2 separate regions of the Homo sapiens genome follow, and region 1 is linked to region 2. Evidence: chromatin loops called from intact Hi-C (ENCODE). Cell type or tissue: mammary epithelial cell. All regions are shown on one strand. Each heading gives the region's core, and the rest is flanking DNA. Links, peaks and the distances in the headings are about the cores only. Region 1 has its middle 82 kb from the start of PUS7L. Region 2 overlaps ADAMTS20 (ADAM metallopeptidase with thrombospondin type 1 motif 20).

The links. Peaks named below come from ENCODE experiments on the same cell type or tissue, not always from the same donor. Only the 100,000 strongest peaks of a DNase experiment are listed, where the experiment ranks them.
Region 1: a loop joins it to region 2, with 26 times the contacts of the local background. A loop is called at or near these places in 8 of 110 quality-filtered maps.

The regions. Positions count from the first base shown.
Region 1 is chr12:43,668,921-43,685,214 of GRCh38, forward strand. No RefSeq gene overlaps it. Among named protein-coding and RNA genes, the nearest start is that of PUS7L, 82 kb to the right of the region's middle. In mammary epithelial cell, for the core only: a CTCF peak has its summit at 7,488 (motif pointing left); no DNase peak of the experiment used is centred there.
Region 2 is chr12:43,494,861-43,511,154 of GRCh38, forward strand. It overlaps ADAMTS20 (ADAM metallopeptidase with thrombospondin type 1 motif 20), which reads right to left. Exons shown (of 39, transcript NM_025003.5): 4 at 7,292-7,545. Among named protein-coding and RNA genes, the nearest start is that of ADAMTS20, 49 kb to the right of the region's middle. In mammary epithelial cell, for the core only: a CTCF peak has its summit at 7,009 (motif pointing right); no DNase peak of the experiment used is centred there; H3K27me3 peaks cover 360 bases.

The DNA.
Region 1 (16,294 bases), core at 2,975-10,974, 170 kb after region 2:
ACGAGATAGATGCACATCTGTGTGTATCTATCTCTAATATACGTATCTGTGTGTATCTATATCTATGGATATAGATATCTGTGTGTGTATATGTATATGTCTGCATATATATATTTATATATATAAAATACTCATAGGAGTATTATAAACTCATATACATTCCTTAGATATTCTCTAGAAAACACAAGAACTTGAAGGATGGCAAACTATAAAGATGATGGTGATCTCTGGAGAATGTGGAGAGGTCCAAAATTGGGAGCAAGTGGGATTTTAGCTTTATCTCTAAAATCCCAAATTGTAATTTAAATAGACTATATATTCATATGTGTGGTAGGCTGAAAGTGCCCCAAGCCCAAAGATACAGGTTCTAATCTTAGAACCTAAAAATGTTACTAATATGTCAAAAACTTTGCGGATGTGATTAATTTAGATTATTCTAAACTATCAGACTGGGTCCTAAATGTAATCACAACTGTACTTATAACACTGAGGTAAAGGGAGACTTGACACAGACACACAAAGGAAAAGGCAACGCAAAGATAGAAAGAAGAGAGAAAAAAGTTGGAAGTTGCTGGTTGGAGCGATGCAGTCACAAGCCAAAGAATGGCAAGAGCCATCAGAGGCTGGAAAAGGCAGGCAACAGAATCTTCCCTAGAGCCTCTGGAGGCAGCATAGCCCTGACCACACCTTGATTTCTGCCCAGTGGAACTCATTTCAGAGCTAGAGCCTCCAGAACTGGAAATACATTTCTGTAGTTTTAAGTCACCCAATTTGTGGTAACTTGCTACAACAGCCACAAGAAACTAATACAGTTTGTCATTTATGAAATCTTTTTTAAAAAAATACACATAGAGAAAAGACAAAAGCACAAAAACCAAAATGTTAGCAACTATTCGTTCTGGGTCACAGGATGTGGGTCATTATTCATCTCTTCCCTTTCTGAATTTTTCAAATTTAAAAAAAAAGGAAAATGACAACAACAAACAGAACAAGGGGGATGCTAAGGAGATTCACTCTGAGAAACTGTCAGAAAATCAACATTTACACAAACAGTTTTACTTTAAGGCTAAGTTTCTCAGATAAGGTATTAAATATAGAAAATTGATTTAAATATTATGTACTCTCTAAGATGGATTAATGTCTGTAAAGCAAATGGCCATTGTTTAAATAAATTTGATTGATATGCAATCCAATGCCTCTGGTATACCTTGAGGAAAATCTGTTCTCTGGAATACTCTTGGCATCTCTTAGTTGTTTCCAGGTACCTTGCAATTAGCATTCCACAGACCATAGCTCTGTTTTGACTTTTATATCAAAGAAGGTCCTTAGTCTCTAATGGAGAACACAAGGCTTAGGCTAGGGTAATGCCACAAAGAAGTGACCTGTAACTGTCCATATTAGCAGTCTTCGAATTGGCTTATACTTATTCCCAGATATACACCTAAGTGGCACAAAACAAGGATATTTTTCAAGTAATAATTTTCGTAAGAACCCTGAAATGTCCCAAGACGCTGACTGAGAAAGTATCTTTGCTAAAGAGGTAGGTTTTACTTTCCTATATCCCCTTTCATGATAGTCATTTTCCCCCTTACAAGGAAAGACGTCATTCTCACCCATCCTGAACCTTACCATGATATATTCCCTTAGGATATACCCTAGTGTTAACTAATAAACATCTGTGCATACAAACTAATTAGAGAAAATAGTTCCATATCCAGCTCATTAAGATCCAGGTTACCAATAAAAGTTAATTTTTATAGTTACCACCCATTTATCAAATGCATAACATATTCATGTTTTTGTTATTTGTATTTTCTTGATAATTATAATAATTTAATTCAGACACTTTTTGTACTTATAACTTTATGGTCACAGGTCATAAAAAGTTCAATCTTAATTTGTATACATATTTTTATGACAAATAAATATGAAAGAATTCTTATCTTAGCCTAGCCTAAAGTGATCATCTAAAGCTATCACCTTAGTGAGGGATGTAAACTCAGGGCATCAGGAAAAAGGGAGAAGGAAAAAAGAGGCAGGGAAGAAGGGCAAGCTAATATTAATACAAAGGAGGGCAAGATTTGTGTCCAATACCAAGGACGCACAAACTGAGAAGCGAAATTATTTCAACAATCTTGACTATATCAAAGAAAAATATATGTGTACTGGCAAAGGGGCTGAATTTTTCCATTACCAAGAGTCATTAGGCCTGAGATTTTAGACATTCACCTCAATTTTCTATTACTTAAAAGACCAAACCCTCTGCTTTATCTGTCCTGTTTGATGTGTTTACTATTCTAAAAAAAATTATATGAGAGGAAATATAGATCCAGATTTAATTTTACTGTTGCAAAACCATTTATCCTCCTACTGTCTTTAAAAGAGCAGAAAAATAAAATTTATGGCCTTATAGATGTTTAATTTAAGGATTTTGGAATACCAACAGTTTCATTAACCCTAATCACTCCACTCAAGTGTATAAACATCTTGAATGATGAAGGGCATTTGCAACAGGAAGACAGATGATTACATTACCTTTAGTTTGGACATTTGATCAAAGAGCTTCCTGTCACCTTGGAACAGGAATTTCTATTTAGATTGCCAGTCAGATAGATGCTCTATCATCTTTTTAATCAAGATAAACAACTCTACTGCCACAGTTACAGTGCAACCAAAAGAAATATAGGAACATACACTTTATAGGTGGCGAAGATGCAGATTATAAAACAGTACAATTAGCTGTTTGCTCTTAGTTAAAAGGATCTTCCCTGATTATTTTTAACAAAATTTAAAAACCTCACTAAAATTAATTTCAGGTATATTTTGCCTATAACAATATGGTGCCAAGCTATAAGTCACAGTGTCTATTAGATTATAAAGCTTCTCAAATACTCTCTGTATTTATTGAACAATACACTCCCCACCCTCTTTGGCTTCACTGATTCTTTTTTCTGAAGTGCCACATCTAGGAAATTTTATGTTTAAAATCAAATTATGTGAGTTGTGTCTCTACTTCCTGGTTAGATTACAATTATTCTTTTAGCTTTTGTATTCCTAGACTGTGGGAGTAACTATAAGAAAGACCCTTTTCTACACTTGGAAGTTGTCTCTAGCTTCACAGAAGCTGGACCCAGATTTGAGGAAGGAGTGTCAGGGGATGGAAAGGGATAGAATGAAGCTAGTTTTGGTATTTCTCTAAACGTTTCAAAACTGTAGTGTCAAGAGATAAGCCACCAGGTGTGGTGGCTCGTGCCTGTAATCCCAGCACTTTGAGGAGGCTGAGGCGGGTGGGTCACGAGGTCAGGAGTTTGAGACCAGCCTGGCTAACATGGTGAAACCCTGTCTCTACTAAAAGTACAAAAATTAGCTGGGTGTGGTGGTGAGTGCCTGTAATCCCAGCTACTCAGGAGACTGAGGCAGGAGAAGCTTGAACCCAGGAGGCGGAGGTTGCAGTGAGCCGTGATCACGCCACTGCACTCCAACCTGGGCGACAAGAGTGAGACTGTCTCAAAAAAAAAAAGGAGATAAGCCAAGAGTCTCTGTTTCCCTACTACACAACCCTTAGCTAATTATTTCTGAGAAAAATTCTGTGGCCTGATTTTTACTGAAGGATTGTTTAAAAATCCAGACAAGAAGTGTTTTCTTTTTTAGATAAAATGCTTTAAATTGTTGTTTAAATAAATATTGTTACTCTCCAAGTAAAATAAATGTTCAGTTAATTCTTATCTTTGAAAGGAATTTAATTATCAAAGACAAAAGCTCCCTCCTTTTGTTGAAAAGCTGAACAATTTTCTATTGTGTTTCCTTTTAAGTAGAGGCCTTTCAATAATGTTCAACCTTCAATTAAAAAAAACAACAACTGTTGTGGGGTGGAACCATCAGCTCTGGGTACATCATTATTTTTCAGAATGATTGGTGATTAACAAATAAATTATATCATCCACTTGCATTTATTAAGTTCCCAAATGAACATAAAGTTATGCTGCATGCTGTATGAGGCAAGTTAAATAGACACAGTCCCTACCTTCTAAGAGGGAATTAATCCTATTTGTGAGATAACAGCATGATGTAATCCATGCTATCCAATGTAGCATTGAATGAGAGCAGATTTTACTCATAGGAGTATTATAAACTCATACATATTCCTTAGATATTCTCTAGAAAACACAATTAAGAACTGGAAGAATTATTCCTGTCTTTCGCATAGGTGATCTGATAGTGACCCTAATTATTTGCTTTCTGTCACTAATCATCCGGTCATCATGAAATATTAAATTTTAGGGAAATTTTTATTTATACGATTAATTAAACTGGTTATAATAGAGTTTCCCAAAGGGTAGTAAACTTACGATTACCTAAAAATAATTTTAGGTGTCACATGCATGACATTTTTTACTTTAATAGTAATATATTTATTGTAATGCATAGGAGAAGACATTAATTTACTACCTTCTTAAATCTGTGATATAACATTTCCTTTTAGATAAATTTATTTATGTTTAAAAAGTGATTAGATTTTTAAAAAATATATTAAATGGCATGTAGATATGACAAGAGTCATAAAGGCAAAAGGAAAATAATAAAGTTTAGAAAACATTTGGTTAGAATATGAACTTGGCATGTAAGTAGTAACAGAGTAGTGCCAAAATGAACTAGCTGGCTTTTCACATAAAATTGTCTTGTTTGACGTGGTAATGACATCTTTTTGCATGGAATTACAACAGTTGAAATATTAGGTAAGAGACTAAATAAATCAACAAAACCTACCAAAACCGCTTGTTAAATAATTCGAGCTGTATACACTAAAAAACAAAAAACCATTTCAATTAAGTAGTCTAAAAATACAATGGTATAAAAAAACTTAGGAATAAAATTATTATTATTACTTCTTTTTTTTTTTTTTTGAGATGGAATCTCTCTCTGTCACCCAGGCTGGAGTGCAGTGGTATGATCTTGGCTCACTGCAACCTCCACCTCCCAGGTTTAAGCAATTTTCCTGCCTCAGCCTCCCAAGTAGCTGGGTCTATGGGTGTGTGCCACCACGCCCAGCTAATTTTTTGTATTTTTAGTAGAGACAGGGTTTCACCCTGTTAGCCAGGAGGGTCTTGATCTCCTGATCTCATGATCCACCCGCCTCAGTCTCCCAAAGTGTTGGGATTACAGGCTTGAGCCACCGCACCTGGCCAAAAATAAAATTATTTTTAAGTACAAGACTTGTATACTGAACATACCATCGAGACAGATTAAAGACCTAAATAGATGGTAGACATTCTTTGTACATGGATTGGAAAACTTAATGTTGTTCGGATGCAATACTGCCCAAATGGATCTACAGATGTGGTGCAATCCTTAGTAAAATCTCAACTGGTTCTTTTGAAGAAATGGAAAAGCTGATTCTGAAATTTTTATAGAAATGCAAGGGACCCAGGTTAGCCAAAACAATCTTGGAAAAGAAAACCAACGCTAGAAAGCTCTCACTTCTTCATTTTTAAACTTACTGCAAATCTACTGTAATCAAGACAGTGTGGTACTGGCATAAGGATAGACATAGAGATCAATTGAATAGAAATGAGTCCAGGAGATTAGATTCAAGACAGCTGACTAGATGCAGCTAAGATGTGGCTCCTCCACAGAGAGGAAGCAAAATATCCAGTAAACCTTCACACTTCAAATGGATCTTTAGAGAGAAAACACTGAAATGTAACAGAGATGTGATGGAAGGCACTGTGATTGAAGAGGAAGGAAGTGGAGTATCCTGCTGGGTGTTGCTAGGTGCCAGAACCAACCCCTAGACCCAGACTGAACCCCGGGAAAGGATGAATGAAGGAAACCCAGGGCACCACATTCCCACCGTGGACCTCTGAGATCCTAGCTACGGGAGTTCCCATGACTCCTGCAGATATTTGGAGTGGCAAGGAGAGCTGTCTGGAGAACAAGCAGAGGCACCGCTTAAACCTTCATGGAGCCCTCAAGATTTCAGCGTGCTGGGCAGCTATAGCAAAACATAACTCTAGGCACCCATCCCCTGAGGCTCTGGGTCATGCCCTAAGTGGCTGCAGCTCCTGCCATCTGTGGAGGCCAGGAGAGATTTGAGGCTGGGTGTGCTCATGGGCCCAAGACAGAACCCACCATCACTGTCACAGGACTGAGATGCATCATATCATGTGCCCCTCATGCCTGCTGGTCCCTCTCAAGACTATCTGCTTGTCATTCCCACGGTGGGGCAAGTGGGCACCCACAGCACAGTCTCTACTGCCCTGCCTGGAGTGGTTTGTTGGTGGCCTAGGAGCAGTTCAACACCTCCATCACAGCCAGTGCATGACCCTGAGTGGCCAGGGGACAATCTGCTGGTCTGGTCCCAGTTCCCCAGGACTTGACCACACCGCCTAGGGGTATGAAGATGAGACTAGTGGCCTGATCTTTAGCAGGAGAGGAGCCCCCACTGTCAGAACACAGAGAAGAGTTTAGTGCAGGTCCATGTCATGACGCAGGAGTTGGGCACCCCTCCTTTCACAGGACCTGGAATGTGTCTGGCCTGATAGCCTTACTTTCTGCCACAGGGAATTTTATACTCTGGAATGCCTGGAATGGCTCAGTGATCTGGGCATAGATGACTTGGAAGTAGCCTAACTGGTTGGGCCTGTTGCCAGAGCCAGACACTGAGAGGAGGAAGACCCACCAGATCAGGGTGTGGGAGCTGAGCAGGCCCCACAGCTCCCTACTGCGCTGAAAACCCCAGGCCACCCCTCTTCCTCTGAGCTGGCTCTGTGGCACAGGAGAGATGCCTCTGCCCTTCCCTGGACGGTTGTCCCAGTGGCCTGAGAGCTGCCCCAGAACTTCACCAAGGTCAGCACCTGTACCTGCCCTAGAGAGCCTGAACCAGCCTGACCCAGCAGTGTCCAGCTTTGCTGCCTCTAGCTGCCTTGGCAGCAGTGTGGGGAGTGACCCCTGAGAGCCACACACCCCACCCATCGCCAGGGACACCCCAGTACTTCCCCTATCAACAAAGGCCAAATACAAATTCCACTACCAGTTGGGCACAGTGGCTCACGCCTGTAATCCCAGCACTTTGGGAGGCCAAGGTGAGTGGATCACCTGAGGTCAGAAGTTCAAGACCAGCCTGACCAATATGGTGAAACTCCATCTCTACCAAAAATACAAAAATTAGCCAGGCATGTTGGTAGGTGCCTGTAATCCCAGCTACTCTGGAAGATGAGGCAGGAGAATTGCTTGAACCCAGGAGGCAGAGGTTGAGGTTGCAGCGAGCCGAGATCACACCACTGCACTCCAGCCTGGGTGACAGAGCAAGACTCTGCCTCAAAAAAAAAAAAAAAAAAAAAAAAAAAGCCATTACCATCACTGTAACTTCATCTTGCCTACAAGCACCATCTATTGGCTGGGAGGTCAAACCGTACTGTCCATCACAACTTCTGACATTAGTGTACGTGTACGACAGCCAGTTGTCACTCACAAGCACCACCTACTGGCATGCATGGTGAACTGCCCAACCCAATGTAATTCCTGCTGACAGAGGTGCTGGAGAACAAAATATGGCTCTCTCTATCTTTATTGGAAACAGTGAACCTGATCACACATACAGCACACTGCTACTACAACCTACAAACAACTAGCATTAGAGAAAACCACTACACTATCTATAACCAACTAATTCAAACAGAGATTTGGCCACATGAAACTACATTAAAAAAAAAGCCAGCATAGGCAACAGTCACACTCTCAAGGAGAGAAGAAAAAAACTCACCCAAATGAAAGTAAATTCAAATGTAAAAAGTGACAGTTTCTACAGATAAGAAGCAACCAGCACAAGAACTCCAGCACCATGAAGAAACAAAATGCTGTGATACCCCCAAAAGACCACACCAGCTCTCTAGCAATGGGTCCTAACCAAAATGAAAACTTTGAAACGACAGATAAATAATTTAAGGTATGGGTTGTAAGCAAGTTCAGTGAGATCTAAGTGAAAGTTGAAAAATAACACAAAAAGGCATAAAAACAGATCAGGAGTTCCGTTTTATTGAAAACAAACAGTTATGTTTGACTGAAAAACAGAACTTCTGGAAATATAAAATACACTGAAGGAATTTCACAATACAATTGAAAGTTTTAACAAGACTACACCAAGCAGAAGAAAGAATATCAGAGTTTCAACATCTGTCTTTCAAATTAACACAGTTAGACAAAAATAAAGAAAACACAATATTTAAAAGTGAACAAAGACTTTGAGAAATATGGGATTTTGTAAAGTGATCAAACTTACAACTTTTAGGCATTCCTGAGGGAAAAGAAGAAAAAGAGGTTTGGAAAACATATTTGAGGGAATAATTCAGGAAAATTTCCCTGATCTGGCTACAGATGTAGACATCCAGATTTAAGAAATGCGAAGAATATCTGCAAGATACTCTACATGATGAATATCATAAAGCCATGTAGTCATTAGACTATCCAAGGTCAACATGAAAAAGCAAATCTTAAAGGCAGCTAGACAGAAGCATCAAATCACTTACAAAGGAAATCCCATCAGACTAACAGCAGGCTTTTCAGCACAAACCTTACAAATCAGAAAAGATTGGTGGCCTATCTTTAAGCTCTTAAAAGAGAAAAAATTGCTAGTCAAGAATTTTATATCCTGACAAACTAAGATTCATAAATGAAGAAGAAATGAAGTATTTCCCAAAAGAACAAATGCTAAGGGATTTCTCACCACTAGACAGGTCCTACAAGAAATGGTCAATGGAGTCCTAAACATGGAAATGAAAAGGTGATACTTGCCATAATAAAGGCACACATAAGTAGAAAGTCCACAGATCCCATAAAGTAATTACACAGTTTAGACCCCAAAGCAACTAGCTAACAAAACTATGACCAGGAGAAAAAAAAAACCTCACATATCAATACTAACCTTGAGCATAAATGGCCTATATACTCCACTTAAAATATAGAGAGTGGCAAATTTGATTAAAAAGAAAAAAAGACCCAACTATCTGCTGCCTACAAGGGACCTCCCAAATAACTAAAGACAGACTCAAGGGAGTCGAAAAAGATATATCATACAAATGGAAAAAAAAAAAAAAAAAAGCAAGCAGAGTAGCCATTTTTATACTGGATAAAACAGACTTTTAACCAACAACAGGAAAATAAGAGAAAATGGGTATTATATAATGATAAAGGATTAAATAAAGCAAGAAGATTTAACTATCATAAATAAATAGCACCCAACACTGGAGCAACCAGATTCATAAAATAAATACTACTAGACCTAAGAAAAGGGGCTGACAGAAATACAAAAATAGTGGGGACTTCAACACCCTACTAGCAACACAAAACAGGTAATCAAGTCAGAAAGTCAACAAAGAAACTCTGGACTTAAGTTGGACTCTGGACAAAATAGAGCTAATAGACATTTGCAGAACATTCTACCTAACAACCACAGAATATACATTTCTCTCATCTGAGCATGGAACAGTCTCCAAAATTGACCATATGCTTGGCCACAAAGCAAATCTCAATAAATATTAAAAAATCAAAATCCTATCAAGAACCGTCTTGGACCACAGTGGAATAAAATTAGAAATCAATACCAAGAGGAACTCTCAAAAATACACAAGTACATGGAAATTAAACAACTTGACCCTGAATGATTTTTGAGTAAATAATGAAATTAAGTCAGAAATCAAATATGTTTTTAAAATGAATGAAAACAGAGACGCAGCATACCAAAACCTCTTGGATTTAACAAAAGCAGTGCTAAGAGAAATTTTTATAGCATTAAACCCCTATATTAAAAATATAGAAAGATCTCAAATTGACAACCTAACATTATAACTCAAGGAACTAGAAATGCAAGAACAAACCAAACCCGAAGCTAGAAGAAGAAAATAAATAACAAAGATCAAAACAGAACTAAATGAAATTGAGACCAAAAAAAAAGATACAAAGGATCAACAAAATTAAAAGATGGTTCTTTGAAAAGATAAATAAAATCAATAGACCAGTAGCTAGTTTAACTAAGAAAAAAAGAGAGAAAATTCAAATAAGCACAATCCAAAATGATAAGGGTGCATTACAACTGATACCACAGAAATATAAAGAGATCATCAAAAATAACTATGAACATCTCTATGTGCACAAACTAGAAATCCTAGACACAATGAATAAATCCCTGGAAACATACAATCTCCCAAGGTTGAACCAGGTAGAACAATTTATTTATCAATTCCTTGTTGTTAGAAATTGTCATGGTTCATATCTTCTAGTACTGTAACTGTGAAGAAACAAGCCACTTCATATATACATCTTTGTATACTTGTCCAATTATTTATTTTAAAAATATTTGTGGATCTGAAATTGCTGAGTTAAAGGTTAGGCTTTTCATACATATTTCTAAATGTATGAATTTAGAAATATGTATGAAATTCCCCAATTTTGAGTACCAAGCTCTGCCCCAGTTGTAGAGGTGGACAAGATTAACAAGATGGTGATTCTCAGGTAATTTGCCTTCTATTAGGATGGATAAATTTTGGATTAATAAATATAGGTATGATCTGTGTTTCAGAGAGGGGAAACACAAGGCATTTTACTTGCCTAGAAGAAGTGCCTCTTTGTTCAGTTCAGGCAATGCTTTACTAAGAGATGTTTAAACAGATCCTGCAGAGCACAGGTTACAAAGGAAAAACGTGTTTCAGAAAGAGAGAAGACAGTATGATAGATGAATCAGGGATAAGACAGAATATGCCATTTGGGGAAATTAAGTAAAGCCCAGTTTGGCTAAAGCCATCTGTATGACAGATAAAAAGTTAATATCCTTACTATATGAAGAACTCTTACAAACCATAAGAAAAATTTGAGTATATCAGTGGGAACAGACAATTCATCAAAAAAGAAATATAAATATATAATAATTTTAAAAGTTCAGTCCCATTATTAAAAAATTCAATTAAAAATGAAAAACATTTTTAAAATTTTTGCCTATGATACTAACAATGTTTTGAAATAATCAGCATCCAAAATGGATAAGGGTCATTGTGAACAATAATACATGGTGGCTAAGAGCTTGAATTGAGAGCCAGACTGCCTAGATTCAAAACCTGCCTGTTACTAACACCATAAGACAAGGAAAGAAAAATTAAAAATTAAACGTTTTTAAAAATCTGCCTGTTTCACTTACCACCGATATGATCTTTGGCAATTTGCATAATCTCTCTATGCCTTAGTTTCCACGTCTACAAAATAAGACTAATGCAACCTTCTAAGTTTACTGTGGAGATGAAATAATATATGTCAAGTGATTACAGCAGCACCTGGAACACAGTGAGTAACCAGTAAATGCTGTTATTATTATGTGACCTTGCTCAATGGCTTTCCATGCCACCGTATCCACACACTAAATCATTATAGATATTTTGGTTTATTTTTAATTGTACAATCTGACACTGGTACAATACTGAATTGATTACATAATATATGTTAATATGGAACATGTTCATTGCTGAAGTCTTACATATTAAAATATATTTCAATGATAGGATAAATTTCTTGGTTTTTTTTTGAAACATTTTCTTAATATTTCTTATACATTTTTTCTAAATGCACTATAAAATGCCTTTTTAAGTTTTCAAATTCTAAAGTAAAATATTCCAAAAACAAGACTTGGAATTACATTTAATTATAGATTAATATGGAGAAATTACACCTTACAATTACAAATTACAACATTGTAACAATATTGAGGATGTCCCATATCCATGTTTATGTTATTTCCCTTTATTTATTTTACTCTTATATCTGCACACAAAAATAAATACAACCACAGCAGTATATTTTGTAGTTTTACATATATAGGTCATGCAGAGGATAAAACTTTGTGCATGAATGTATGTGTATGTGTGTGCATGTATATTCATATAGGCCACACATGAGATAAAACACATATTTACATTTTATTTATACATACATGCATACATATATGTATGTATAAAACAAATTATGTGGGAAATTCCAACAAAATTCAATAATATTGGAATAAATGCATAAGCATATCACTTTCAAAAACGACTCCATTTTAAAGAAGAAACATATTTATTTCAAAATATGAGTGTGTTTAGCTAAAGATGAAGCTCGTTACTTTATAGTTAAACTATTTATTAGTAGCCTGTAAATATAAAGTGTCAGGAATTTTTTTAAGTAATAATACTTGCCCGCTTTACTGATGAAATTATCATTTATATTCACATACACAAAAACACCCAACTTTCTATTTCCTAACTTAGCTTATGAAAAATTCATAGAAGTTAAAGGATTGTTGTCTTAGATATCATGGCATTTGGAATTCTACTTGAAATACTTTGTTTATAATGGATAATAAATATTCATAGGATAAATGGGTACCATCTAACATGATTCTTTACAAGGGAAAATTTATTCATTAATCATTCCCCTTCCAGGTTAAGTTCATATTATCTCTTGCTAGAAAAAAACAAAAGGGCAGCCTCTGGGTTCCGGCACATAGGCTGAAATAGGCTGTACAGGAATCATGAAGAGTTGGGCTGCACTGCCCAACTTCTATTCTGTCATTTAACAAACCCAGTGTTTTGCCCAAAAAAGTCTAGTGAGTCAAAAGGGGGACTAGGTGAAGTATAAGATAAATCAGTGGCAAAAATCTGCACAAAATACATCTGAACACTGAACCAGATGTGGACTTTCTGTGATGCTAAACATTTAGGGACCTCTCCTTTGCATAGACCACCATGGTTGCATGATCATTTTTGTAAGCTTGTAAAGATATTTTGTATTTTTATTCTTAAGCAGGAACCTCCTCTCTCCCATATTAAATAAATCTCAGGCATCACAAAACCTGAATCCACTCCTGCTCTTCACTCTTCTAACAATCACTTCCTGCCCTTAATTTTTTGAGACCTCTCACTAAATAAATATAAAGGGAATACATTCTCTTGGCATTGTTAGAATCTCCATGACTGTTGGATATCTGCATCCCATCGCCCTGGTAACCCAAAGGAAAGAAGAAGGATGAATAACTTCCAATTCATTTAAACTTAATTAGAAAGAGAAAAGGATAGTTTGAGTGAGGGTGGGGACCGGGGGAGGGACCTAATTTTATTGCACAGAATGTTAACGACCAAAAGTTAATATTTGTGTGCTACAAAATATATGTCAACATTATTTTAAATTCCTAGCTATATTTGAGGAGGAGACCAAGAAAGACCTCTTTGGTGTTATCATCCCCCTTATTCTAAAACACAGCTGCTCTCAGACGCAAAGAAAGGAAAAGAGTGGGCAGTAGATGCCTCACACTGCCTCTAAAGTTTTATTTTGGTTACAATTTCATAGCAGGTAGATGAGAAAAATGCTAACATTAATGAGGAAATATAACTATTTAATAAATGACATTTGTTTGAATGTAGCATTAGAGAATTCAATCCTTTCAAGAGCAGAAGTTCTAGGAACACTAAGCTTTCCTTCACAAAGTAAGGTATAAATTGAATAAAGCGGGTTTTTTTGTGGGGGGAAGAGTAGCACATCTTTCATATCTTGCAAGTGCAGGTGCAAAAAAGGAGAAAGTTGTGAAAAACAAGTGATACAAATAATGATTTAAGAGACCACTGAAGTTGGAACATTGTTGAATTAATATTTTCTTTAAACTGGCGTGAAATATGTTTCTAGATATTTCTTCCTCATTTTTAAAATTTATTCATATTCAATATGAAAATAACCAAGACTTTCAAAAGGTAACATAGTTATATTCAGTATTTATCACAAAGTTTTTGTTCTGCAACATTTGCATGTCTTCCTAATTCTTTTTGATGCTAGCCCAACCAGCCCCCACCTTCTGTTAAATGATGCTTGTCAGGATTTCTAGTTCATCTCCTTTGTTTCAGTGAAGTGTACTGTTCTTTTTTCCACACTCAAAGCAATGATATAGGGATATAAAACTACTGAAGTTCTATTTTATTAAGGAGTTTTATTTCAATTTCAGATAATTTTGAACAATTCATATTCTTTATACCTGACCTGCTTTGATAAATAGATTATTAGGACATATGGATAATGTGTTATTTTTACTATTTACTTATTTTTCTGTCCCTTATTCCAAGTATATTTAATTTACTAAGTTGACAGGGCACATGGCAAGTTATAAGATATGAGCACATTGTGATTTTTATATTAAAAAATTCCAATGACTACCTTAAGGTATTCTCCAATGACTTAGTATTTCCATTTTTATTTTCAGAGCATCTTTAACCTAAAGTAACTCTCATATGGTGGTACAGACTCCTCATTTCCCCCAGTAGTTCTTCTCCTTTTCCATAATAAAGAACTCTTGACTTTTTAGTTAGACCCATAGACACCCAGAATAAGAACTACATATCCTAGCTTCCATTGCATCTTCAAGCAGCATGTGACTGGATTCTAGCAAGAACATATAAGCAAAACCTTTCTGTAAAAGTAGTTGGCCCACATATTTTCCTCCTTTTTTGGTCAATTTCCCCCAACCCCCCGCCACCACCCCCCAGCCTTAGAAAATGTGAATGGAGCAGTGAACTAGGACCATGAGTAGACGCTAGGAATGGAAATCTACACATTGCCAAACAAAAAGGGAGGAGGAATCTCTTTCCCAAGAACTTTGTGGAACAGATATTTCTTATCAGCATTGTACTGCCTATTTTGGAATTTTACTTAAGATGTAAATAAATTACTCTCGTTTAACTCACTGGTATTTTGGGTTTCTGGTACTGATAACTGAACATTGCCATATCCGATATGTGGTATTGTACCAGCTAATTTCCTTGGACATAAGCGCCAAATACAAAGATCCCTCTCTAGCATGTAGGTCCTATTAAAAGTTTATGTATAGATAAACATTCTTGCACAGTATTTACAAGCTTTATACTGGCAATGAATTTATATTTATGTCTGATATCAAATACTGCAAAGCTGAAGTTACTACTACTAGCTACAGAAAAAGCAGCAAACCTTCAAGGAGAAAACTACCTTGGAACTATACTCAAAAGTTAAACTCTGCACATGACATTCCTATCAGGTATGAGTCTTTAAATTACTTTGTTATCAATTGGCCAATAATTTAATTCCATCATAACCTTTGAGGAAATAAACTACATAGATATGTATAAATAAAATAATCAGGTCCAAAAATAATAAAGAAAAGCAAACAATGTGGCTAGTTGAACCATTCATTCATTTATTTAATGGGCATATGTTAAAATTCTTTGTACTGTTTCTTGTGCCAATTTATTCATACACATATAAATAAAACATGTCCCTCCTAGGGTATTGCATTTTTATATTTAAAGAGAAACAGGCAGCCCTGCCTCTCCCTCTCCTTCTCCCCCTCCCCTCTCCCCTCTCCCCTCTCCCTTCTCCCCTCTCCCCTCTCCCTCTCGGTCTCCCTCTCCCTCTCGGTCTCCCTCTCCCTCTCTTTCCACGGTGTCCCTCTGATGCCGAGCCGAAGCTGGACTGTACTGCTGCCATCTTGGCTCACTGCAACCTCCCTGCCTGATTCTCCTGCCTCAGCCTAACGAGTGCCTGCGATTGCAGGCATGCGCCACCATACCTGACTGGTTTTCGTACTTTTTTGGTGGAGACGGGGTTTCGCTTTGTTGGCCGGGCTGGTCTCCAGCTCCTAACCGCGAGTGATCCGCCAGCCTCGGCCTCCTGAGGTGCCGGGATTGCAGATGGAGTCTGGTTCACTCAGTGCTCAATGGTGCCCAGGCTGGAGTGCAGTGGCGTGATCTCAGCTCCGCTACAACCTCCATCTCCCAGCCGCCTGCCTTGGCCTCCCAAAGTGTCGAGATTGCAGCCTCTGCCCGGCCGCCATCCCGTCTGGGAAGTGAGGAGCGTCTCTGCCTGGCCGCCCATCGTCTGGGACGTGAGGAGCCCCTCTGCCTGGCTGCCCAGTCTGGAAAGTGAGGAGCGTCTCTGCCCAGCCGCCATCCCATCTAGGAAGTGAGGAGCGCCTCTTCCCAGCAGCCATCCCATCTGGGAAGTGAGGAGCGTCTCTGCCCAGCCGCCCATTGTCTGAGATGTGGGGAGCGCCTCTGCCCCGCCGCCCCGTCTGGGATGTGAGGAGCGCCTCTGCCCGGCCGCGACCCCATCTGGGAGGTGAGGAGCGTCTCTGCCCAGCCGCCCCGTCTGAGAAGTGAGGAGACCCTCCGCCCAGCAACCGCCCCGTCTGAGAAGTGAGGAGCCCCTCCGCCCGGCAGCCGCCCTGTCTGAGAAGTGAGGAGCCCCTCTGCCCGGC
Region 2 (16,294 bases), core at 3,714-11,713:
CTAAGTCAAATTACAAGGTAAAAGACAAACCTCAAAGGTATTTATAAAAGCTCTTTTTCCCCTATAAATGAAAAACAGCTGTGAAGACTTCTGTGTCTCAGAATAATATGCATATCCAGTGGTCCACAGAAAAAAGAGCATATGCACTATGAGGTGTCTACATGGCTAACTACTATATCCATTGTCCCAAGTATTTTGACTATGAATGAAAATCTGGATGTTATAATATCAGCTATAAAATATATAATCACAAAAATATTTCCAGTTTCGGAAGGAAACAGATGCTGCACCTTTATTTAAAAGTGACAAATCTGCAAGCTAGAATTTGGAAAAAAATTCCCAATATTCTGATAGTATAATTAAAATATATTACTACAGCAAAATATCCTTGAATGTAACACTAAGGAAAAGATAATGCAAACAATTGTTATGCAAGGTGGATAGTGGCTATAAAACATAGTTATTTAAGGGAAACAGACACAGGTTCCAATTCTAAGAGCCATTTGATAAAACCTACTTCTAGGCTACTATAAGGATTAAATGAGATGGTCTGCAAATAGTATTTAGATTAGAGCCAGGATCATAGGGATCAATCACAGTGGCTATTGTTCTTATTGCTACTTATAAAGCTTTTTCAGAAGAAAAGGCATAATACAGATATAGATATACATAATGCTAGTTCTAGTACATGTGTTTCAAGTTAATTATCACAGTATGTCTAAATTGGAAGCAAAGTATCCAAAAGCATGATTGCTTTATTATCTCTTTTAGTACTTACTGAATATCTATTGCCCATCAAACCCTGTGTTGCTTACTAAATATACAGAGCCAAACAAGGCATAATCTCTGCCCTTAACTCACAGTCCTCTGGGGGTAAAAGATACAAAAACAGATGGTTTGATTTAAATAATTTTTACTTCCCCCAAAGAAAGTGATATTTTGCTTTTACACTAAAATAGTATATTTCATTAAATAATTAAGGATGTCATCATGCTCATTTTTTCTAATTGTATCTCTTATTGTTTTACTGACCTTTATAATTTAAGTGCTCATATAGGATATACGTATACCTTTAACTATATTTAGATGTTTAAAGGTGATGTTATTGAACAACTCTATTCAATAAAGCTAAATTGTGATTCAAGCAATGAATAGCCACAAGGCCCATTTGGTACTCAGAGAATTTTTGAAGCAGTATGTACAATGCACTTCTCTCCTTCCTAAAACTACCACCCCAAATTAGATTGCCTTGATGATAGGATACTACGTTTGCTATAAATAATAAATGAGTAAATATTAAATGATACATAAAATATTTATTCAATGTTTATTGTGTGCCAGATGTGTTCAAGTTTAAATGTATTAATTCATTTAATTATCACAACAAATCTTATGAGATAGGAACTATTATAGTGTCCATTTTACAGATAAGAACAGTAAGATACAGAGAAGTTAACTAAGACACTGAAAGTTAGGCAGCTGGTAGCAAACAGAACCCAATTTTCATTCTGTACAGTCTGGCTTTAGAGCACTGACTACTTTATCTGATCTTTATTCAGCATTCTGAACCAATTAGTTCTTGGTACAAAACATTTGAAGACATTTCAAAACCCTGCTGCAACACATCCCCCGGCCACTGGTATTGTCCTGTTATAGTCACTTGCCCGTGGCCTCAGAGAAGCCCTAGGCAGTCAGCAGACCTGGTCTTTAGTTCCAGCTCTAAACAAGTAGCTACAAGCTAGTTGTTCAACCCTGGAAAATGAGTTGATTTTTTTTGTCTTAATGTCTTTAATATCCATGTTGAGGCACTGGGTACCCTTGGGTCACAATGTCCTTGCATATTGGATTAATATTAACCAGGTGCTGTTGGGAAGAGTTGTGAAAGACATTTGTTTTAAAGAACAAAATCATTCCACAGTTTGAGAAATGAGCTAAAATAATTAGATATCTTCATGGAATCTTGAATAGGCTAACACACATACACACACACACATACACATATTAAATCTATGAGACAGAGATATTATATACAGCATTTCATGCAACTATATGACCGTAGTCCTTAGCCCCCCGACCATGGAGCGTATCATAGGACTAATATTCCATTCCATAGACTACACTTTAGGAAACACCAGACCAGATTTCTAACGTATCATCCTATTCTAAAAGCCTTGTAATATTTTCAATATATTACCTTAATCACTACATTTTAGAGTGCTATGTATTCGAATTTTTATTGATCTACTTAAAATGTATTTAATCTTTCATTCCTTAAATGTTAGTTTCCTTCACTTAAGTAGTTCTGACTTGTTTATAGGTTTCATAAAATAGTAAATATTATTCTTTCATGGATATTTAATGAAAGGTGAAGAAGAAATGGTATGAATTGTATTGTTGAAATCTTTAAGAAAATTCTAGGCAAAATATACTTCATACAAAGCATGAAACAAATTGCTATCACCATTAACTTACCAACCATTTTGAAAATAATTTCTAGATAGAGCTTTAGCAAACATTCACATATGGTATGTTCATAGGCCACCTTCATTAAGAAGTACAAAGTCATCTATAAAAAACTGATTTTGACAAACAAATTTTGTTTACAAAGATCATTACTCTTTACTTCTTTGGAAAGATCTTTTCATTTTTAAATTGAAAATGATGAAATTCTACATACATACAAAGCGAATATGTGCAAATAATTAAGAATATGCAGAGCACTAAATTGAAGGGAAAAGTAATATAAATGGTTATACCTGAAGTATGAAAGCATATCATTAGTTTTTATTTTAATATAGTTAAAAATCTTCCCCATCCTAATAACGTCAGTAAAAGCAACTAACAAGATTGAAAGTAATGGTATAAAATCAATGTAATGCAAATGAGGGTTTTTAGTTGATATATGCCTCTAATAATAGTAACCATAATTTAATGAAAGGGTTAATTCTTGAGGATTACATGATGCTCCTTAAACTTACATTATTAAATCTGCAACAGGATGAATATTATAGAGTCAAACCCTTACAAACACAATGAAGTGTGGAAGTCTTTAATACTTAGTAAATATTTAAGGTCTATTAAATAACAAATTGAGTATCAAAATAAATATACTGAAGAAAAAACTGCTCTAGTTTACATACATTTTTAGTAGCTTAATAATGCATATATATATGCCATTTTAACCTGGTGTTGTCACCCAAATTCCCTATGAATAAAGGTTTTAGAATAACAGCTGAGTATCTCTGCTCATTTAACACAAACACTATTTCACTAGATATATTAGTGTGTTCTTCTCCACTAATTTTAATGTTAATTCCAGAAACCTTTAAGTAAGAAGGGTCTCTAGCCTATTCTAACAACATTAAGTGCAACTAAAAAGTGAATCAAGTCACATTCTTTATTTCAATATCACTGCACTCAGGTATTTCGTTAAATTGTTGAAAGCAAAGAAAAAGTTTAAGAAGACAGCACAATTGTTTACTTCGTGCAGGATGAGTAAGGATAGATAATCCAAGTTGTGTATATAATCCATTTGCTCAATCCTGAAAGCATTCCCCTATTTCCCCCTTTATATTTGGAGCTCAACAGACAAAAATTATTTTTTCATCACTTTGAACTTGTCTTTATCATATACCAAGCCTATGTCACATTGTCTTGACCTTTTCCTAAATTACCGTGACAGAATATCACCAATAATCCATGTGTATGTTTGAATAAATGCAGTTAGTGCCTTCTAAAAACTGGAAAAAGTATGCAAAACCTGAACAGCTCCTTCCTAAACTAGAAATATCTGTGGACACTTATGTGCAAATAGCATTTCTCTTACCCCTTTAAAGCGGTTTTTGAAATGGTCTTAACAAGTAACAATAAAACAAGTTGGACTGGATTTGATCGCTACACAGTGTGATCAACAGTCCCAGTTTGCTCAGGACTGAAGGGTTTCCAAGGACATGAGACTCAATACCAAAACTGATCAAGTTCCAGGTAAAACAGGGAGAGTTTGTCACCCTTTCTCTTAAGTTCCCTTTCACCTTTAATATTTTTGCAACCATAAATATAGTTGTGATCACTGTTTTTTAACCAATAAAACAACAATTTATGTACAGAACCATAGGGTCTACTAATTTTCCTATGTCCTCACTTGAACATTCTTTCAGTGAGAGAGAAGAAAAGCACTAAACCCAGGTAGCTTAGAAGTCATCTGAAATTGGGCTTCTTAGGAAGAAAGAAAGCATATACAAAAACTCAAAGTATCTCAAAAGGGAGACTTACCCTCCTTAATTTTTCCTCCTACCCCACTTATATTTGGAATGCACACCTTTTCCTCAACTTTGCTGCATCTATCTCCCTAAGAACAAAAGCTTAACACAAACCAGATGACTGCGTCTATAAAAATTCTGTCTTCAACAGAAACCTGCTCTCTTTCTACTAGGCCTAAAAATCCAGAAAATGATAAGCACATGCATTGGTCTGTTGTTTCAAGCAATCTCAGATGCAGATTTGCTTTCCATGAAGTCAAAAGGTCTGTCTCCATTCCCTTCAATTAACTCTGGCTTTAAACCTTCCATGGAGAACTTTAGTTATCTCAAAGTATGTCACAATATCTTCTAACAGTGATGATACTGATTTTTTTTTTTTTTTTTTTTTTAGATGGAGTCTTGCTCTGTCACCAGGCTGCAGTGCAGTGGCACGATCTCGGCTGGGAACCGAGATTCCCAGTGGCAACCTCTGATTCCCAGGTTCAAGCAATTCTCCTGCCTCAGCCTCCCGAGTAGCTGGGATTATAGGCACACGCCACCATGCCCAGCTAATTTTTGTGTTTTCAGTAGAGACAGGGTTTCACCATGTTGGCCAGGATGGTCTCTATCTCTTGACCTCATGATCCACCCACCTTGGCCTCCCAAAGTGCTGGGATTACAGGCGTGAGCCATGGCGCCTGGCCAATACTGATTTTTATGTAAAATATAGATAACAAAACCTTTCTGAGGGTGGTGATGTCACCAAGAATGCATGAAACTATTCCAAAATTGGTCCTGTGTTTATTCCTTTATTCCTTCTAGTCAGTATGCCCAAAGCACTGACAATAGTTATCTGTCATTTACCATGTTTTAAAATCTATCAAATCTAGTATTTTCCTTCAGTATCTCTCCCACCCAACTTTCTTTCCTTATTGCTTTTTTTTTTTTGAGAGAGAGTCTCAGTCTGTCGGCCAGACTGGAGTGCAGTGGCATGATCGCGGCTCACTGCAACCTCCATCTCCTGGGCTCAAGCGATTCTCCAGCCTCAGCCTCCCAAGTAGCTGGGATTACAGGCATGTGCCACCACGCCTGGCTAATTTTTGTATTTTTAGTAGAGACATGGTTTCACTATGTTGGCCAGACTGGTCTCGAACTCCTGACCTCAGGTAATCTGCATGCCTCGGCCTCTCAAAGTGGTGCGATTACAGGCGTGAGCCACTACGCCGAGCCCCAACTTTCTTAATGAATGTCATCTCCTTTAACCATTTTCTATTGCAAAGTATATCCCATTGTTCCATATAATTGATACAATCTTGTACATATCAACTGACATCCTCCACACCATAGTTTTCATTAGAATCCCTTCATAATTTAGAGTTTGCCATACCAACATTTAGATAATTATTCATCTAGGTAATATATGTAGGTAATTTTACTTCAAATTCAGAATTTAAAAAAAGTAATTAGGATAAATTTCTATCTATACTTCTGTTGTCATTTTAAAAAATTCAATTGAAGTAAACAAAATAAGGGTAAATTTTACACAATTTCAAAAAATCATTTTATATATTTGTTTTTATTTATCACAATGCACTGAATTCTGAAAAAATATTACTTTTATTAATACTTTAACCATGTCTCCATTCATTCTTTCAGTAACTATTTATTGAGTACCCACACTGTATCATATACTGTGTTTAGGCAACGTAGACTATGGTATAACAATAAGAATTTAAGGTAAAATGTCATATTTTAGAAAAATGATTGTCTCTTATGATCTTCATGTCACAATGAACTGGGATCTAGCTAAGGGAAATTTACAATATCCTATAGATATGCCCTTGCTAAGTCTTTTCAACCAAGTGGGCCTGAATTCCCTATATGTGAATAGAAGTACTTCCAGCAATGAGATATGTTCCAAATACACTGAATCTATAAATAGGTGGCTATGTAATTCTTTTTTTTTTTTTTTTTTTTGAGTCATAGTTTCACTCTTGTTGCGCAGGCTGGAGTGCAATGGCACGATCTCGGCTCACTGCAACCTCTGCCTCCCGGGTTCAAGCGATTCTCCTGCCACAGCCTCCCGAGTAGCTGGGATTATAGGCATTCACCACCACGCCTGGCTAATTTTTTGTATTTTTAGTAGAGATGATGTTTCACTATGTTGGCTAGGCTGGTCTTGAACTTCCGACCTCAGGTGATCCTCCCGCCTCAGCCTCCCAAAGTGCTGGGATTACAAGTGTGAGCTACCACACCTGGCCAGTAATTCATCAACTAAACTAGCATGAAAAGGGCTACCCTTAGTGATTACTCTAAAATAACAGGCCTAATTCAGGAATGTCCCAGGGTGGTGGAGGGGGATACGCGCGCGCGCGCGCGCGCGCACACACACACACACACACACATGTAAGGATGAAGCGTGATGCCACTTACACAGGATTGACACCCTTCACTAGCTCTAGAATTCAGTTCTGTGGGTACTAGCACTACCACTGCTTGACAAAGATAGTAACATCAGATCAAGGACCCTTAGAGTTATCGTGACCTTATATTCCAAATTTGTTAGGACTGTTGCATTAGTAATAATCTATCCCTTTAACGCCATAAATACATGTATAACTTAAAATATTAAGCGTCCAAATTTCTGATTTGGAGAATATAGCCATAATAAAAATAGTATCTTCTCCCCTCTGTGCAGAAATAGGGTAAGGTTTTAAAATTCAGTTTCAAAGAGCAAAAAGATCAATGCAACTAGGATAGTCCTGTCACTAGAGGGCAGAAGCCATTCATGTGAGAAAGTAAAGAATAATTCAAGCATTTTCTATAAGAGGTTTTGGGGATTTTTAAATGTTTTAGAAAGGTGTCCAAGTAACAGAATAGGATACTTGCTATAACTCTATCTAAACTAAACTTCAATGAAATCTTATTTTTGGCTTAAACCTAGATACAAAATTACATCTAAAGAGTTTGGAAAAAAAATTTAATTCGACATGAAAAAATTTCATTAAGCTAAACATTTTAGGAAATATAAAAGTCATATTAAGTTTACTTACAATTGACATTAGAGTCAGTATATAGTTTTGCAAATTCGATCCATGAGCAGAAACCACTTTAGCATCAGCTGTAACCATAATTTCAATGTATCTTGGATATGATATAAGACGTTTTTTCCTGGAATGTCTTCTTTCATCTTTCAATGGTACATTTTTTGATGTGTGTCCTAAAACTCTTTCTTTCATTACATTAAGATCTTCATTCATGTTGCTGTAGGTATGAAAGGGTAAACTGGTTTCCTTTATTTGACTTTCTAGGGAGAAAAAAAGAATATAATGCAGAGCCATTAAATTGGATGTGACGAAAAATATCGCAAAAAATAGAACAGCCAAAAATATTTAATACTTACATATCTGTTCCCAACATGAAAATAAAAGAACAAAGAGAAATTGTTATTTAAAATAGTATTGTACAGCATTATCATGAAGATTGCTTTTTATAGTAATAAAAAGTTTGCAAAAGTTCACATTTTCTTAGATTTTACCAACAAGAAATTTTATCTAAGTCATATTTGAAAAGGAAGGTATGACGATTCAAAAGCATTTATTAACTACCAAGTAGAAAATAAAAATATCCAGGACTTCTTATGTTTTTCTCAGCATGTAAATTAGGTTTTCAAGTCAACAATGACATTTAATCTCATTACAGAGTAGTACCATTTTGTAGGGTGAAACTTCATAAAATATAGAAAAAAACAAACTTTCTTTATACTACATGCGAAAAGCACCAAGAACAACAGAAAATTAAGCAAAATAACAATATGTGGGTGAATCTATTGAATCCAGAAAGGCAAATGTTCCTATAAATTTTTTAGTACTTGATTATATAAAATACCTGATTTATTATGTTTGCTTATATATAAATACTGCATGAAAAATAATTGAACATTAAAGATTATTACAGTGAAGTAATATGCATTTAAGTCCTACGCACTTACAGAAACTTACACATTTATGCCTGTGCGTTTAAATCTTAATTAATTGCCCTAATGGAAAAAAAAATTCATAGGCTGCACAGGTGCTTGTCCTATTTCTCTCCCCTTCATTTTGTTCCTCTCCTTTCCTCTTTACTTCTTCCTTTTTTCTTGGCTAATTTTTCTGACAATTGTTTGGTGGTGGTATTTTCAATAGAAAAGCGGACCAAAGGAGTCAAGTGAGAAGAAATAAAGGTCCTGGATAGTTTAGAAACCAAGTAATCAATACCAAAATAATCAATAACCAAGACATGGCTGTATTATAAGAATTAGATATAAATATAAAAACATATTTCATTATTATTAAAATAATTCATTTTAAGTACGAATGTAATCCTATGGCTGTAAGAAAGAAACAGAACACTTTAGACATTAAGTTTCCACAGATGAATTTTTTTTAATTAATATAAAAAATTTTATTCGTCTTATTCTTTTTTTTCTATTTAATTTTTATTTTAGGTTCAGGCGTACATGTGCAGGTTTGTTCTGCAGGTAAACTCGTGTCATGGGAGTTTGGTGCACAGATTATTTCGTTACCCAGGTACTAAGTATGTTACCCCATATTTGTTTTTTTCTGATCCTCTCCCTCCTCCCACCATCCACCCTCAAGTAGGCCCAGGTGTCTTTTACTTGGTGTGTCTATGTATTCTTGTTATCTAGCTCCCACATACAAGTGAGAACATGCAGTATTTGGTTTTCTGTTCCTGCATTAGTTTGCTAAGGATAATGGCCTCTAGCTCCATTCATGTTGTTGAAAGAACATGATCTTATTCTTTTTATGACTACATAATATTCCATAGTATATATGTACCACCATTTTCTTTATCTAGTCTGTCACCGATGGGCATTTAGGTTGGTTCCATGTCTTTGTTACTTTAAATAGTGCTGCAGTGAACATACACATGCATGTGTCTTTATAGAACAATTTATATTCCTTTGGGTATATGCCCAATAATGGGGTTGCTGGGATGAATGCCAATTCTGTTTTTAGTTCTTTGAGGAATTGCCACACTGCTTTCCACAGTGGCTGAGCTAATTTACACTCCCACCAGCAGTGTGTAAACATTCCCCTTTCTCCACAACCTCATCAGCATCTATTATTTTTTTTATTTTTTAGCAATAGCCATTCTGACTGATGTGAGATGGTATCTCATCATGGTTCTGATGTGCATTTCTCTAACGATTAGTGATGTTGGGCATTTCTTCATATGTTTGTTGGCTACCTGTATGTCTTCTTTTGAAAAGTGTCTATGAACTTCTTTTTCTAATTCCTAAAAACATCTAGCTTTTAATATTGTTATGTTCCTAGGTTTTAAAATTTATCTCAGTGGAAAATTCTGGAAATTTGACAAATTGTGCAGTCCTAAAACTTTTTCTTGCCATTTTCTCCTGAAGTGACTTGGTCACTAAAATATCCATGACCAATTACTGGACCCTAGAGGAGATCCCAGATATACCTGATATATAGAAATCTCAATCAAGGAAAAGATAAATATTTATGCTTTGATTTATTTGTTAATTTAAAGGAAATATTGCATGTCTAATCCATATCAGGAAACATTTAGGTATTGAGGAGCAAATAGCACCTCATAAAGCTTACACTCTAGTTGAAAGAGGCAAAAAATAAATTAACAACATAGTAAAGATAAAATTTCAGGTATCTTTAGGTGCTTCAATACCAATTCAACCAAGAGACAAAAAAAAATATGATTCTACCTACCAGAATGACTAAAATTACAAAGAGCAATAATACCTACTGGTACAATCACTTTGAAAACCAATCTGGCAAATTTTAAATTAGACATGCATCTACCCTATGACATTGCAGTTCCACCCCTAGGTATTTATCTAAGAGAAGGAAAATATACATTCACAAGAAAACTGGTATAAGTTCATAGCAAAACAAATATATAGACTGATGAACTGCAATAGAGACCCCAGATATAAACCCTTGTGTATATGATCAAATGATTTTTGACAAGAGTGCCAAGACCACTCAATATAGAAAGACTAACTCAAAATGAGTTACAAATCTAAAAGACCCAAGATATTAAAACTCCTAGAAGAAAACATAGAGAAAGTGTTTCATAACATTGGATTTGGCAGTGATTTATTGGATATGGCATCAAAAGCACAGGCAACAAAAGCAAAAATAGACAAATGGGACTACATCAAACTTAAAAAATTATTGTTCAAAGGACACAATCAACAAAGCAAAAAAGCAGCCTATGGATTAGGAGAAAATATTTACAAACTATATATCTGATAAGGAATTAATATCTAGAATATAAAAAAATTCCTGCAACTCAACAACAGGAAAACAAACAACCTGATTAAAAATGAGTAAAGACTTGCATAAACACTTTCCCAAATACATTATACAAATTATCAACACACATATGAAAAGATGCTCAGCACAATTAATCATTAAAGAAATGCAAATCAAAACCACAATATCACTTCACACCCATAAGAATGGCTACTATTAAACACACACAAAACAGAGAGAAAGAGAGAATAACAAATGTTGACAAGTATGTGGAGAAATTGGAAACCTTATGCACTGTTGGTAGTGTTGTAAAATGGTATAACCACTACGGAAAACAATATGGATGTTCCTTAAGAAATAAAAATAGAACTACCATATGATCCAGCAATCCTACTGGGGTAAATATCCAAAAACAATGAAAGCAGGGTCTTGAAGAGCTATTTGTACACCCAGGTTCATTGCAGTATTATTTACAATAGCTAAGAAGTAGAAGCAACCCAAATGTCCATTGACAAAGGAATGAATAAACAAAATGTAGTATACACATACAATGAAATATTATTCAGTATATAAAAGGAAAGAAGGCATGTGTGGTGGCATGCACCTGTAGTTCCAGCCACTCTGGAGGCTGAGGTGGGAGGATCACTTGAGCCTCCAAGTTTGAAGCTACAGTGAGCTATGATATACCACTGCACTCCAGCTTGGGTAAGAATGAGATTCCACCTCTAAAACAAACAAACAAAAACAACAACAACAACAACAACAAAGGAAGGACATGCTGTGACATATGACAACATGAATGAACCTTGAAGTTATCATGCTAAGTCAAATAAGCCAGTTTTTTTTTTTAAATCCTGTATGATATTACTTAAATGAGATACTTAAAATAGTAAAATTCACTGAAACAAAAAGTATACTGGTGGTTACCAGGGGATAGAGAAAGGGAAAATGGGGAGTTGTGAATGTATATAGTCTCAGTTTGCAAGATGAAAAAGTCCTGGAGATCTGTTGCATAACAATGTGAATATACTTAACACTACTGAAGTGCACACGTAAAAAGGGTTAAGATGGCAAACCTCATGTTACCTTTTTTTTTTTTTCTTTTTGAGGCAGAGTCTCGCCTCAGGCTGGATGGAGTGCAGTGGCGCGATCTCGGCTCACTGCAACCTCCGCTTCTCGGCTTCAAGCAATTCTCCTGCCTCGGCCTCCTGAGTAGCTGGGATAACAGGCGTGCGCCACCATGCCCAGCTAATTTTTGTATTTTTAGTAGAGATAGGATTTCACCATGTTGGTCAGGCTGGTCTCGATATCGTGACCTTGTGATCTGCCCGCCTCAGCCTCCCAAAGTGTTGGGATTACAGGCGTGAGCCACCGTGCCTGGCCACCTTTTTTTTTTTTTTTTTACCACAATTAAAAAATGTTTCAAAGAATGTTTATAGCACTTTTATTCATAATAGTAAAACCTAAAAACAACCCAAATGTCTGTCCACAGGAGAAAACTAGAAAGGACAAGAACTAAGTTTCACAAAGGGTAGAACAGTGGTTGTCAGGAGCTGGGGAGTGAGGGAAACGAGGAGAGGCTGGTCAGACATACAAACTTCTAGTTATAAGATGAATAATGTCTGGGAATTGAATGTACAGCATAGTGACTATAATTAATAATACTGTCTTATTTAATGGAAATTTGCTAAGAGAATAGCTTTTATGTGTTTTCACCACACACATACAAATTGGTAACTCTGTGAGGTGATGATGTGTTAATTTGATTGTGGTAATCATTTTGCATGTATACATATATCAATCATCATGATGTATACCTTGAATATATACAGTTTTTATCAATGAATTATACATCAATAAAGCTGGGGTGGGGGAAGTGATAATGAACAAAGCTTCAGCAAGAGATGCTTTCCTTGTCCATACGTGGCATCCTATTCTGGGAAAGGCTGACTATGCTAGCTGATGTAGCAGCACTGGATATGATTTGCAATGTGGGACTACAAGCGGCCCTCATCTAAGAAGAGAAAAGCCTTCTCCACACTCCTCAAAAGAAAGCATCCCTCTTGTCAAGTAATTTACCACTTGTCTCTAGCAGAAGAACAAATCCCATCTTATCTTCTACTGCCTGTTAATATCGCACTGCCTGCAGAATCTCCCAAAGTCTGTCTGGCCTAAGTGCTAAGAAATTATATATCTCAATGGCTAACAATAATAAGTAAAAAACAACACAATTCAATTAAGAAAGCACTATGGTTTGAAGAAATCAGGCTGACAGAGACTAAACTAGAATAGATGGTTTCTGTGCAAACTAAAATAATGAAAGACTGCCACATTATTCATAATCCTAAATGCCCATCGATGACAGAATGGATAAAGAAAACGTGGTATATATACACCATGGAATTCTATGCAGCCATAAAAAGGAACGAGGTATCTTTTGGAGGACATGGATGAAGCTGGAGGCCATTATCCTTAACAATCTAATGCAGGAATGGAAAACCAAATACTGCATGTTCTCACTTACAAGTGGAAGCTAAATGATGAGAACTCAAGTTCACAAAGAGTGGAACAACAGACACTAGGGCCTACTTGAGAGTGGAGGGTGAGAGGAGGGAGAGGAGCAGAAAAAAAATAATTATTGGGTACTGGGCTTAGTACCTGGGTGATGAAATAATCTGTTCGACAAACCCCTGTGACACAGGTTTACCTACATAACAAACTGGCACATGTACCCCAAACCTAAAATAAAAGCTAAAAAATAAAATAAAATGATGAAAGAAACAGTTTCTGTCTGAAATGAGAACACTGAAGGAGATGATAATTAGATCACAGAAAAAAAGTCTGCAATAAAAAAGCATAAATTTTTAAAGAATATTATTATCATTATCATTGAAACATTTAATAACACCAAATAAGATAGGTGCTATTGTTAATCTCATTTTACAGATGAGGAATCTACAACATACAGAGCTTAAGAAACTCACACAGTTGCTAAGTAATGGAGGTAGAAATAAAAACAAATAAAAGGAACAAAACTAAACAGATCATTTACCATGATAAAACTGAATGGGTTGAATTTGTCCACCAAAAAACAGAAACTTTATAGAAATGAGTTAATGAACAAAATCTAGCCATATGTTAACTAATCAGTAGCATGGCTGGGATTCAAATCCTGGGGACCTGGTTCAGAGTGTTTTCTTAATTAAAATTTTTTTATTATTAAAAAATATTTTGTAGGTACATAGCAGGTATATATATTTATGGGGTACATGAGATATTTTGATAGAGGCATATAGTACATAATAACATCAGGGTAAATGGGGTATAAATCATCTCAAGCATTTCTCCTTTCCTTGTGTTGCAAATAATCCAATTATACTCTTTTAGTTATTTTGAAATGTACAATAAATTATTGCTGACTGTAGTCACCTTGTTGTACTAGACTTTATTCATTCTATCTAACTAGGTATTAAGCCCAGCATGCATTAGCTAGTTTTCCTGAAGTTCTCCCTCCCCCAACCCTGACAGGCCCCAGTGTGTGTTTTTCCCCTCCCTGTGTCCATGTGTTCTCATTGTTCAACTCCCACTTATAAATATTGAGAACATAAGTTGTTTGGTTTTCTCTTCCTGAGTTAGTTTGCTGAGGATAATGGCTTCCAACTGTACCTATGTTCCTGCAAAGGACATGATCTCGTTCCTTTTTATGGCTGCATAGTAGTCCATGGTGTATATGTACCATATTTTCTCTTTCCAGTCTATCATTGATTGGCATTTGTTGATTCCATGTCTTTGCTATTGGAAATAGTGCCGCGATGAATATATGTGTGCATTTATCTTTATAATAGAATGACACAGGGACTCTGCTTGACAATGACGTTTAAAAACAAAAGGAAAGAGAACCAAAATTTAACAACAAATTTTGGTTGTTGTTATTGATATTGTTATCAATATAAATATTGATAATGTTATCAATACAGATCTCAGGGGTTTAATTTCATCAGCAATGGAATCAACCATAAGAGAACATTCTATACAACTCTTTGGCAAAGTAATTGAACAATTTAGAAGAGATCTATAATTTCTTACTTGAACACACAACAGTGTTAATAAATGTTGTCACTGTAAGTAAGGAAAGTGAGAAAATTAAATCCAACATAGTTTTTAAAATATAGTTAAAAACTAAAATAAAAATATATGTCATATATGGGTATAATAACATCACGTAAGAAGAAGAAAGCAAGGAGATGACAAACATGGAATTAAGAATGCTGGTTGCTTCAGGTAAGGGGAGGCAAGTGAACAAAATGGGTGACGGAAGTGAAATTATGTGGTTGCATTTGGGTTGTTATCCAGGTCTTATATATTGTATTGGGTCATATATTCATCAATATGTGTTATATTATTAATAAGTTCTTAGTAAATAGTAATATACCAAACTGACTGCTATAAAAGCAATATGCTGGCTCTCATCACTATCATATAAAATTGTTTTGGTAATACTAGCTAAAGCAATAAGAAAATAAAATGAAATAAACAGTATGAATATTAGGAAGAAAATTTTTTCATTGTTCTGATTTTATTTTGTAGATGAAAGCCTTGCATAACTGAAAATCCCAGGAGACTAAATAAGAAACCAATTAAGACAATAATCCTCAATAGAGAAGTAGTTGAATAATGTAATGTTAGGCAGTTGTTAAATGAATGAATTAGGTCTATAAATTTTGATATGGAAGGATGTCCAGAATGCATTTTTAAGTAAAAATATAAATGGTGTGTGTAGTTTAATCCCAGTTTTGTAAAAACAAACTCTTCCAAATATACAAGTACTCATAAAATTTGTATAATGAGCCTAAAAGGTATACACCCCAAACATTTAACAGTAAGTGAGACAGAAGACAGAGACAGTAAAACTATTACATGCTTTCTTTAACATCTCGGTGCCCTTTAAATTATTACAATGAGCTTATTTTATTACTGTAATTTTAAATTTAAATTATTATTTTTAAAAACAGCATATATTACTATTTTCTTGGCTAAATATCTAATCTCATTACTTTTTTTTTTTGTATTTATACCTAAGTGGTGTTACAAATGTTGATACAATTCCTTACCTTTCCAAATACCCTACATAAATGGCCACTATTCAAAGCACATTGGCCAGTTCAATTACATCATTTCTATGTAATACATCCCTTTCTATTTAGGTCCCATTGAGTCAAATGTTAAAATACTGTGTTGTCTTTTATTAATAACAAGCGTATTAAGACCCAAAACTAATTTAGACCAAACCAAAATACAAAATCACGCACACCATGCAACAATGATAATCTGCCCACTAGAGCATAAAACACTTGAAAATTACAAACATTGAATATCTCTTATAACAGCATGGTGTATTCTAGAATGCAAGGAGGATGTTAAAATAATAATAAGAATATAAACTACTAGAAAATTACTGTTAAATAATAATATAATTAGAATCCCATAATTCTACTTGGATGTCCTACTGGCACCTCATATTTAAACATGCAAAGCTGAATTCATCATTTTCTTCTCCCATACAAAGTTTATCTTTCTATTAATGTGAGAAATAGTCTCCCGATACCTATAACTGATATTCAAAACTGAACATTACCATTGGGCTCCTCCTATCCCTCCTTCACCCTTTGTATCTAGTCACCAAGTTTGGCCATTTCTCCTTCAAAATGCTCCTTGTATTGCTTCTCCTGCAGAGTCCTTGCCTCCAAACTCATTCAGGTC